Linked DNA regions of Homo sapiens: region 1 is linked to region 2. A link is a contact called in ENCODE Hi-C or POLR2A ChIA-PET data. All regions are on one chromosome and are shown on one strand. The core of a region is the stretch at or near the end of the contact, and the rest is flanking DNA. Distances in the headings are between cores, read along the strand shown. Region 1 holds the start of DHH-AS1 (DHH antisense RNA 1). Region 2 holds the start of DRC2 (dynein regulatory complex subunit 2).

Region 1 (5,071 bases), core at 65-2,564, 190 kb before region 2:
TTATTTTTTATTTTTTGTAGAGACGGGGTCTTGCCATGTTGCCTAGGCTAGTCTTGAACTCCTGAGCTCAAGGGATCCTCCCACCTCGGCCTCCCAAAGTGCTGGATTACAGGTGTGAGCCACTTCATCCAGCCTGGCCAGTGATCTTGAATGTTAGAACTGAAAGAAAACTTGAGAGATGACATTCCTCCAACCCTCCCCACCCCCACTGCCACCCTCATTTTACATCTGAGAGCTGGACTTCCCCCAGGAGGAAAAGCAATTTAAACTCTCACAATTTAAAGTGGCATGGCTGGGACTAGAATTCAGGACTCCTGATTCTAAGCCCTATATACTTTCCATTACACCACCTAATTGTGTATGGAGTGGGGAGGTGGGGGGAGAGGGAGGGGTACGGATTTCCTCTGATTAATTGCCATAGTTTTCCAGGTTACTTTGTTAGGAAAACCTGTCCAGGGAAGAAATAATTCCTTTTGCTTCTGCCCTGAAGCCTTCCTCCTACCTAGAGATGGGAAAAGGGGCATTCCTTCTTTCCTCCTTGGCCGTGGAACATTGTGGCCCTTTCCTCTGGTTGCCACCTGCAGCAGAGTGGGCAGAACAAGGGACAGGCTCAGGAGGGGCTCCGGCAGGCCTGGGAGCCCCCTCAGTCTTACTTATCTCCCACACCCTGGCTGCAAAAGGCCTCCATTGAGTTGGCTCTGCACTGGGCTGCTGCCCCCGCAGGTCAGGGCCTCGGGGCCTCCTTAGGGGACGAAACGACAAAGTTGGAAGGAGCTACCACTTTTCCTGTTTTCCCCCCACCCAACCCCAACTCTGCGGGGTGGAGGAGACTAGAGGAGAGGGGAAAAGTGTCTTTCTGTTAGGAGAAAACCAAGTCCGAGGTGAGAGGTCGGAGGGGAAAGAAAAAAAGGAAGCTGTCCCTCTGCGCCTCCTCCCGCGGTGTCCCTGCTATGGTGCGCGCCAAGGTCTCCCGCTCCCAGGCTGGAGCGGCCAAGATAACTGTGGTCTCACTCCCCCAGGTGCAGGCTTCCAGCCGCAGCTTCTTTTCCTCTTCTCCGCTCTCACCCTGCAGGGGGCTCCCCAGATCCGCACAAGGAGACCGTTATTCTCAGGTGCTACTCCCACGCCCTTCTGGGCTGCATCTAGAGCAGAGATGGGAGAGATAGGGGCTCTCCGGACTGGCAGAGCCTTAGCTGGAACTGGGAAGACTGGACGCGCGGGGGGAGGGGACCTACCCGGACGGAGCAGGGATTGGGGGCGCGGCTTTCTGCCCTTTCCTCTCCCTGAGCCGGGGCGGCTGAAAAGCGCCTTTGTGGCCGGAGCTGCTGAGTCCGCTTCTCCCAGCGCGTTCCCGGCCTGGGCTCAGGATTCTCGCTCGGTTAAGTCATCCCGGATAATGGCCATTGTACTTCGCGCAACCCCCGCCACCCCAATCCTTTTTCCAGCAGCCTTGATCCCGCACAGCTCCTCTTGGGCACCTCTCTGGGGGGCACCCAGAGCACGAAGGGGTTAATGCTAAGGGCCCAAAGGAGGAGGAGGAAGGAAGGAAGGAAGCGATGCCCGGTGCCAGGGAAGGCAATGAAACAAAAGATGAATCAGGCGGAGGGAGGGGAGCCGGTGCCTGGGGCGGGGGCCAGGCTCAAACAGGGGCTCTCCGGGAGCAACCAGGCCCTCCCTGACCACGCTTCCATTCGCCCTCCTAACTCTGTCCTTCTCCCAGGTTGAGCCGCTGTCCCTGAACCAATAGGGGTGAGGGACGGGCATTAAAAATGGGGAAGGAGCTAGGTATGGGCACCCCCTCTCAACCTCAGAGGTGAGCCCACAGTTCTCCAACGACGTCCTGGGAACAGAGTGCAGATTGGTGACTACCATCGACTCAGATTCTCATTTCTCCAGGACACTCAAAAGCTGGGAGGGGTAAGAGTAGGGCCGGAATAACAAAGAATCAACCCTCCTATCCAGGTCCCTTTTGCCCCAAGGGTGGTGGTGGGGAGACTGACTCCTTTATTCCCCGCCAGCGTTGTAAGGAGCGGGTGAACGCTTTGGCCATTGCCGTGATGAACATGTGGCCCGGAGTGCGCCTACGAGTGACTGAGGGCTGGGACGAGGACGGCCACCACGCTCAGGATTCACTCCACTACGAAGGCCGTGCTTTGGACATCACTACGTCTGACCGCGACCGCAACAAGTATGGGTTGCTGGCGCGCCTCGCAGTGGAAGCCGGCTTCGACTGGGTCTACTACGAGTCCCGCAACCACGTCCACGTGTCGGTCAAAGCTGGTACAGTAGGAGGAGGGTGGTAAAATCCGCCCAAAGGGGGCTCCCTCCGGGAAACTGAGTCTGCAGTAGTACTGTTGCCACCCTAGGGGAGACCAAGCGGGCTTTAGTGTTGAAAACCACCCGTCCAGGCCGAGGCGGTGCCTCACGCCTCTAATCCCAGCACTTTGGGAGGCCAAGGAGGGCGGATCACTTGAGGTCAGGAGTTCGAGATCAGCCTAGCCAACATGGTGAAATCCCGTCTCTATTATAAATACGAAAATTAGTTGGGCGTGGTGGTGTATGCCTGTAATCCCGGCTACTCGTGAGGCTGAGGCACGAGAATCACTTGAACCCGGGAGGTAGAAGTTGCAGTGAGCCGAGATGGTGCCACTGCACTCCATCTACTGGGCGACAGAGCGAGATTCTATCTCAAAATACATACATACATACATACATACATACATACATACATACATACATAGAAAAGAGAAGAAAAAGGAAAAGAAAAGAAAGAAAAACCGCCCTTCCTTTTCTGCCCAGGTTGGGGCCAGTCAGATTAACGGAAAATTGTGTTGTCCATGACTGGCGATATCTGCGCTGGCCTTGAGAATCGTTCTGGAACCGCTGGTCTTGATTCAATCCTCCCTGTGGTTGTTCCCTGCAGATAACTCACTGGCGGTCCGGGCGGGCGGCTGCTTTCCGGGAAATGCAACTGTGCGCCTGTGGAGCGGCGAGCGGAAAGGGCTGCGGGAACTGCACCGCGGAGACTGGGTTTTGGCGGCCGATGCGTCAGGCCGGGTGGTGCCCACGCCGGTGCTGCTCTTCCTGGACCGGGACTTGCAGCGCCGGGCTTCATTTGTGGCTGTGGAGACCGAGTGGCCTCCACGCAAACTGTTGCTCACGCCCTGGCACCTGGTGTTTGCCGCTCGAGGGCCGGCGCCCGCGCCAGGCGACTTTGCACCGGTGTTCGCGCGCCGGCTACGCGCTGGGGACTCGGTGCTGGCGCCCGGCGGGGATGCGCTTCGGCCAGCGCGCGTGGCCCGTGTGGCGCGGGAGGAAGCCGTGGGCGTGTTCGCGCCGCTCACCGCGCACGGGACGCTGCTGGTGAACGATGTCCTGGCCTCTTGCTACGCGGTTCTGGAGAGTCACCAGTGGGCGCACCGCGCTTTTGCCCCCTTGAGACTGCTGCACGCGCTAGGGGCGCTGCTCCCCGGCGGGGCCGTCCAGCCGACTGGCATGCATTGGTACTCTCGGCTCCTCTACCGCTTAGCGGAGGAGCTACTGGGCTGAGCGTCCCAGGCATAGAAACCTCGAAGCGCCCGAGGAAACGAGGGCCTGCTGGCTGAGATATGGGGCTGTGGGCAGCAGACGATGCCGACTGGAAGGGAGGGAGAGGGAGGGGGAGGGAGAAAATGGGGCTATGCCTGGCTTAGGGGCAACCTCGTACTGAGAGGAGGTGATACCGGGTCCTAGGTAGGTAGGGCTGATGGTGCGCACTCCTTAAAGAGGACTATTTAGCCTCTCCCCCAGTGCTTCAGCCCCACCCGATAATTTTATTTTATTTCTTATTTATAAATTGTAATATAATGATTCCCTTGCCCAGCTTGCCAAGGTGAGGGGCTGGGGCATGGCATTAACACTGTCTGACACAGCCAGCCAGTCTGACATCTGACGTTTTCCTGCAAGGTGGGCTAATAAAGGGAAGGCTTTCAGGAGCTTACTGGAAAACACTTCCATTCAGAGGGTGATTCACCTCCAGAGAGGGGGATAAAGGTGGCCAACCTGAGTTAACAGCTTACTTCCGGCTCCCCCTCCTTCCTCAGCAGGGTCTTTGGGACCCTTTTCCTCCCTTCAGAAGGGGCATCCCAACCCATAAGCAACAGAGCCCACAAGAGTCGTACCCTTTTCCAGGCTGCTGTTTCCGTCTCCCATCCAGAGAGGACCAGCATTTCGCTCCTGCGGCTGAAGGGTCCAGGGTTGTCCCAGGTGGGAAAGACTGTGCACACCTCTTCTCTGTTTATAGGGGCTCCAGCAGGGGCTCAGGCCCCTATGAGTACTGATACTCAAAGCATCTAGTCCCCTATTGTTAGCCAGTAGTCCTGGTCCCCATCCTACCTTGGTGGCAGGGCCTGGATGGGGTGGATGTTTTTTCTGATATGCCACTGGGCCAACTGATGATCCATGGGAAACCTGGGTAATAATTTGCAATCGTCGCATAGTCATGGCCTGAAAAAGGAAGGGGGGCACAGTAAGAGGCTGGAATATTTCCTTACTGAAGGGCTGCTCAGAGAGAGAGAATGGATTCAGCCTGGGTGTATGTGGGGGAAGTAGATTCCCTAAACAAGGGCATATCAGCATTACAACCCGAGCTCCCCTCCTGATCGCTGGCCCTGATTGTTGTTTCTACTGGCTTGGTCTTCAGCGCCTCCTCCTCCCTCTCCCATTATCACCAGCTCTACTTCCCTAGCCTGGGTGTTTTTGGAACCTTTAGGTTCCAACGCAGTAGACACCTGGAATCCAGGCAGGCAGGTGCCCCTGAGTTAGGAATGGAAGCTCTGGAGGAAGCTGGGCTGCTCCAGAAGGGAAGTGTCTTGGGTGGAGGTGAGGCGGGGAGGAGGAAATAGTCGGGGGTTGTTGGTACCACCCGGAGCTCGCCCTTGCCAGTAGCCGCTGTGCGCTCCCATCGCACAGGGTCCCTGCTATACACCGCCCTCTGGTGGCCTTCAAGAGAATTCTAGGCCTATGCATATGGTTCTCTGAAACGGAAGGCAAGCGGTCTCAGACATGGAAGGGTGTACTGGACCTGCGCAAA
Region 2 (5,685 bases), core at 2,747-5,246:
CTCTACTAAAAATTAAAATAATTTAAAAATTTAGCCAGTCATAGTGAGAGCCTGTAGTCCCAACTGCTCAGGTGGGAGGATCACTTGAGCCCAGGAGCTTGAGTGTAGTGAGCTATGATTGTGCTACTGCACTTCAGCCTGGACAACAAAGTGAGACTCTGTCTCAAAAAATAAAATAAAATAAAGCCAGGGTAATGTGTAAGATTGGCCCTAGAAAACTGGTTAAAGGGTGAGATGGCCAGACTCAGAAATCCGGGGAATGCTGAAGTTCAGAGGATGGAGAGAGGAAGATAAACTCACTGGAGTGACTGATTTATGTCCCAGAGGTAGGAAAAATGACAGAATGGTGTCATGCAAGCCAAAGGAGAATTTCAAGACCCAGGGCATGACCAAGAATGTCAGTGCCATAGAGAGGTTAGGTTAGATAAAGACTAAATGATGAAAAGTAGCCACAATTCTGAACCAGTGGCCTTTACCTGAGCAGTTTCCTAGAGAAGGGTAGAAATCAGATGCTGTGGGATACAGGGTAAAATGGAAGTGAAGAAGTAGAGATAGTGAGGATCACTAACATTTCCACATTTAATATGTGTAGTCTCATTCAGGAATGACCCTGAAGGTGGTTAATATTAACAGTGTGTGATTTACCTAAGCAAGAACTGTTATCATAAGCTGCAAGGCTGCTGTGTAGGAAGAAGTTAATTGTCTCGGGGTGAACCTGGCCAACTACTCAGCTTCCCTTAACCCATTCATGCCTGAGGTTGCAAATATTTTTTGTGAAAAATCAGATCTTGGCGATGACCTTGAACAGTACGAGATACATAACTCCCACAAACTTAGCATTCCAATAATGGAACACTAGGCAATGAACACTGCTGTTCTTATCAAGTGTTTTTTTGTTTTGTTTTGTTTTTTTTGAGACGGAGTCTCGCTCTGTCACCCAGGCTGGAGTGCAGTGGCACAATCTCTGCTCACTGCAAGCTCCACCTCCCGGGTTCACGCCATTCTCCCGCCTCAGCCTCCCGAGTAGCTGGGACTACAGGTGCCCGCCACCACGCCTGGCTAATTTTTTGTATTTTTAGTAGAGATGGGGTTTCACCATGTTAGCCAGGATGGTCTCGATCTCCTGACCTCGTGATCCGCCTGCCTCAGCCTCCCAAAGTGCTGGGATTACAGGCTTGAGCCACCGTGCCTGGCCCTCTTATCAAGTGTTTGATAACTTCCAATAAGTGTCTGAAAAAGCCTCTTAAAAATCCATAAGGTATGGGCTGGGCGCGGTGGCTAACGTCTGTAATCCCAGCACTTTGGGAGGCCGAGGCAGGTGGATCACCTAAGGTCAGGAGTTCCAGACCAGCCTGGCCAACATGGTGAAATCCCGTCTCCACTAAAAATACAAAAATTACCTGGGCTTGGTGGTGGGCGCCTGTAATCCCAGCTATTCAGGAGGTTGAGGCAGGAGAATCGCTTGAACCCAGGAGGCAGAGGTTGCAGTGAGCCGAGATCGCGCCACTGTACTCCAGCCTGGTGACAAGAGTGAAACTCCTCAGTGGCTGGGCGTGGTGGCTCATGCCTGTAATCCCAGCACTTTGGGAGACTGAGGCGGGCGGATCACCTGAGGTCGGGAGTTTAAGACCAGCCTAACCGACATGAAGAAACCCCATCTCTACTAAAAATACAAAATTAGTGGGCGTGGTGGCACATGCCTGTAATCCCAGCTACTCAGGAGGCTGAACTCGGGAGGCGGAGGTTGCAGTGAGCCAAGACTGCGCCATTGCACTCCAGCCTGGGCAACAGGAGTGAAACTCTGCCTCAAAAAAAAAAAAAAAAAATCCATAAGGTGTAACTGGTGGGGTATGTGGACTTCTAATGAATAATGGTTATTGCAAATTTGAGGACTCTTAATATTTATCTCTGGAAGCTGCCCAGGGTCTGCTGAGCTCTTTCCCCAGGGATTAGGCTATGAAAGAGAAATGTGTGTTTTCTAGAGGGGGAATACCATGTTGGCAATGTATATTTTGCTGTTACTGTGGGCTTTGTTTTGTTGAAAATGGAAAAGACTCTGGCTGGGTGCAGTGGCTCACGCCTGTAATCCCAGCACTTTGGGAGGCCAAGGCGGGTGGGTCACAAGGTCAGGAGATCGAGACCATCCTGGCCAACATGGTGAAACCCCCATCTCAACTAAAAATACAAAAATTAGCCAGGCATGGTGGCACATGCCTGTAGTCACAGCTACTCGGGAGGCTGAGGCAGAAGAATCACTTGAACCTGGGAGGCAGAGGTTGCACTGAGCCGAGATTGTGCCACTGCACTCCAGCCTGGCAACAGAGCAAGACTCCATGTCAAATAAATAAATAAATAAATAATGGAAAAGACTAAGGAGAAGGCAGTAAATGGAGGCAGAATATTAAAAGTAAGACAAAAGAAGGGGTACAGAAAATCCCTTAGAAGAAAAGATAGGATGGAATCAAGAACTCAAGAACCTCCCAAGAGCATAAGGATGGCTGATTGAATTGCTTAGAAATCCAGAACTGCTCTTACCCATGGAGATCTTCTCAACCTTATCCAGGGCCACTGAAGTTGAATCAAGAGGCCAAACAATTTAGTTGAATGGAGCACTGCAGTGGGAATCAATAAACACATGCTGGAGTCCTGGTTCTCTCACTGACTAGCTATGTGACCTTGGGCAAGTCAGTTCCCCTCTGGAACTGAGCCTTCTGACATTGAAATGAAGGTGTGGGACTCATTTCAAGTCACTGGGTGATGTCTACTGTGCCTTATGACTCTACTATTGGATAGTACTGGTTTTGGGCAATAGATGACAAGAAGAGTGGGTCCTCTAAGGGAGAGAGGGATGAAAGCCCAATATTCTATTTTTTATTTCTGTGAAAACCATTATTACCAATAGCCTGGCTTTCTCACAGCCTGTGTCTTGTGAGGGCTTTAAGATGGATTCACTAGGCTCATTCTATTAAGAGGTCAGGAAGCCATACTCAAGGTTTCCTTGGAAAGAGTGCCTACCTTGATGACATTGTCCTTACAGTCCACCACTCGTTCAAATGTTTGGCTGAGGATCTCAATGTCCTTATGAAGTTCTCTGGTCTTGACTTCCCGAAGGACAGTTCTCCACTGTGTGTTAATCTTATTAAGGTTCAGAGCACTGTTGTGTTCCTCCTTGGCCAGCTTGTCCTGTGTGAAGGAATAAATATACCTCCAGGAAGTCAGGGCCTTTCAGTACAACAAACAAGATCACTCTTAATTTATCAGCTGACACCTTACCCCTTTTCGATGGGAACGGCCTGATGGCATTTAGGGAGGGCAAGGGTGAATTTCCTTCAGGGTGGGAGCATCAGAGTAGGATGTTGTTTGTAATGACCTATCTCCAGGGAGAATATCAGCATTCCAGACAGCTGGAACAGCTGACAGGACCTACGGTCCCAGTTCTGGGATTCAGTAAAGATTGCCAAGCCGTATACCACGCACCCCCTCCGTGCTTCGCAGAGAACACCCCCGCCTCCCAAACAATGTTGCCTGAAATCTAAGTATATCTGGGTCTCAGGATTTCCGGAGGAGGGGAGGTCAGGATGAAAATGAGGTTTCCTCAGTGACAGGGCCAGGGCAGGGGGTGGATGGGGTTGAGCAGGACATAATGCAAAAGGCCATCACCTTCAAGAACTGGCTGAGGAGCCTCTCCTTCTTTTTGGCCATCTCCTCCTCTGCCAGCAACTTCTGCTGAAACAGAAGCAGCTGCTTCTCATCGGACAGGGGCGTCTTGGCCATTTTTTCTTTCTTAGGCATGGGGGCAGGGGATTGGATCCGGGAAAGAAGCCTCGGTCTGCCTCGGCCCGCGTTACAGAGCTTAGAAGAAAAATGTCCCTAGAAAGGGGACTTCCAGAAGTGCCCCTGGTTGTGGGCGGTTGTGGGACCGGAGATCTCAGCCCTCGAACAGGAGAGATCCCCGGCTATCAGTGAGGCTGAGCTCTCCCACTGTAAGACGCGTCTAGTCTCCTAGCAACGAGGATATCGCTAACATGGAGAGGCAACAGGCTAGAAGAGTCCCTGTCTTGGAGCGCCCCCTACCCAGTGGAGGACCGCGGTCGGTTTTTGAGAGGGTCCTTTTAACTCTCAAAAATCTGTCTCCTCAGTGCATTTTATTTATTTATTTATTTATTTATTTATTTATTTATTTATTTATTTTTGACATAGAGTCTCTCTCTGTCGCCTAGGATGGGCACGATCTCGGCTCACTGCAACCTCCGCCTCCCGGGTTCAAGCAATTCTCCTGTCTCAGCCTCCCCTCAGTGCACTTTTATAAACCGTCCTCAGAACCCTTGGGAAGCCCAAGATCGTCAAAAAGAGAACCAAGAAGTTTATCCGGCACCAGTCTGACCGATATGTCAAAATTAAGCGTAACCGGCGGAAACCCAGAGGTATTGACAACAGGGTTCGTGGAAGGTTCAAGGGTTAGATCTTGATGCCCAACATTGATTATGGGAGCAACAAGAAAACAAAGCACATGCTGCCCAGTGGCTTCCGGAAATTCCTGGTCCACACGTCAAGGAGCTGGAAGTGCTGCTGTTGTGCAACAAATCTTACTGTGCTGAGATCGCTCACAATGTTTCCTCCAAGAACCGCAAAGCCATCGTGGAAAAGAGCTGCCCAGCTGGCCGTCAGAGTCACCAACCCCAATCCCAGGCTGCGCAGCAAAGAAAATGAGTAGACAGCTCATGTGTATGTTTTCTGTTTAAATAAAACTGTAAAAACTGCAAACAACAACAACAACAAAAACCTTTTTTAAAAAGATAAGTGTTGGAGAGAATGTGGAGAAACGAGAACCCTCATATATTGGTGGTAGAAATGTAAAATGGTGTAGCCACTTTGGAAAACAGTTTGGCAATTTTTTAAAATGTTAAACATAAATTTACCATGTGACCCAATAATTTCACTCTTAGGGATCTGCCTAAGAGAAATGAAAGCATGTATACACACAAAAACTTGCACAGGAATTTTCTTATCTGTCTCACTCATAATAGCCCAGTTGGAAAAATTGGAGACAACCTAAATGTCCATTAACATGTGAATGAGTAGACAAAATATGCTATGTCCATACAATGGAATATTATTCAGAACAAACTATGGATACCAGCTACAATGTGGATGAACCTCAAAAAGAATATGCAGGCTGGGCGCTGTGCCTCACACCTGTAATCCCAGCACTTTGGGAGGCCGAGGCGGGAGGATCGTTTTAGCCCAAGAGATCGAGACTAGCTTGAGCAATGTGGCGAAACCCCTTCTCCACAAAAAATACAAAAGAAGTTAGCTGGGCGTGGTGGTGCGTACCTGTTGTCCCAGCTACCCCAGGAGGCTGAGGTGAGAAGATCACCTGAGCCCCAGAGGTCAAGCCATAGTCAAGCCACTGCACTCCAGTTGGGTGACAGAGCAGCCCTGTATCAAAAAGAAACAACAACAAAAACAAAACAAACAAACCCTTTTTTTTTTTTTAAGACTGGAGTCTCACTCTGTCACCCAGGCTGGAGTGCAGTGCGTGATCTCGGCTCACTGCAACCTCCACCGCCCGGGTTCAAGAAATTCTCCTGCCTCAGCCTCCCGAGTAGCTGGACTACAGGTGTCACCACCATGCCTGCCTAATTTTTGTATTTTTAGTAGAGACGGGGTTTCATCATCTTGGCC

The links. A loop is a pair of places that touch in the nucleus more often than their neighbours do. ChIA-PET counts read pairs that join two places held with the same protein, here RNA polymerase II (POLR2A). Pooled maps may share reads with other maps.
Region 1: a loop to region 2 is called in a pooled map, with 2.3 times the contacts of the local background. The contact joins the promoter of DHH-AS1 here to the promoter of DRC2 in region 2. A Hi-C loop is called at or near these places in 1 of 50 pooled maps. POLR2A ChIA-PET finds 5 or more read pairs at or near these places in 2 of 52 experiments (Caco-2 and activated CD4-positive, alpha-beta T cell).

The regions. Positions count from the first base shown.
Region 1 is chr12:49,088,337-49,093,407 of GRCh38, reverse strand. It overlaps DHH-AS1 (DHH antisense RNA 1), which reads right to left and starts at 1,314. Exons shown (of 4, transcript XR_007063295.1): 1 at 1,066-1,314; 2 at 503-578. It overlaps DHH (desert hedgehog signaling molecule), which reads left to right. Exons shown (of 3, transcript NM_021044.4): 2 at 2,019-2,280; 3 at 2,924-5,071. The coding sequence ends at 3,549. RefSeq lists a cis regulatory region at 653-670, an enhancer at 590-734 and a silencer at 1,593-1,775.
Region 2 is chr12:48,902,444-48,908,128 of GRCh38, reverse strand. It overlaps DRC2 (dynein regulatory complex subunit 2), which reads right to left and starts at 3,996. Exons shown (of 8, transcript NM_033124.5): 1 at 3,661-3,996; 2 at 3,016-3,183. The coding sequence starts at 3,792. It also overlaps the pseudogene RPL32P27. RefSeq lists a silencer at 3,990-4,039.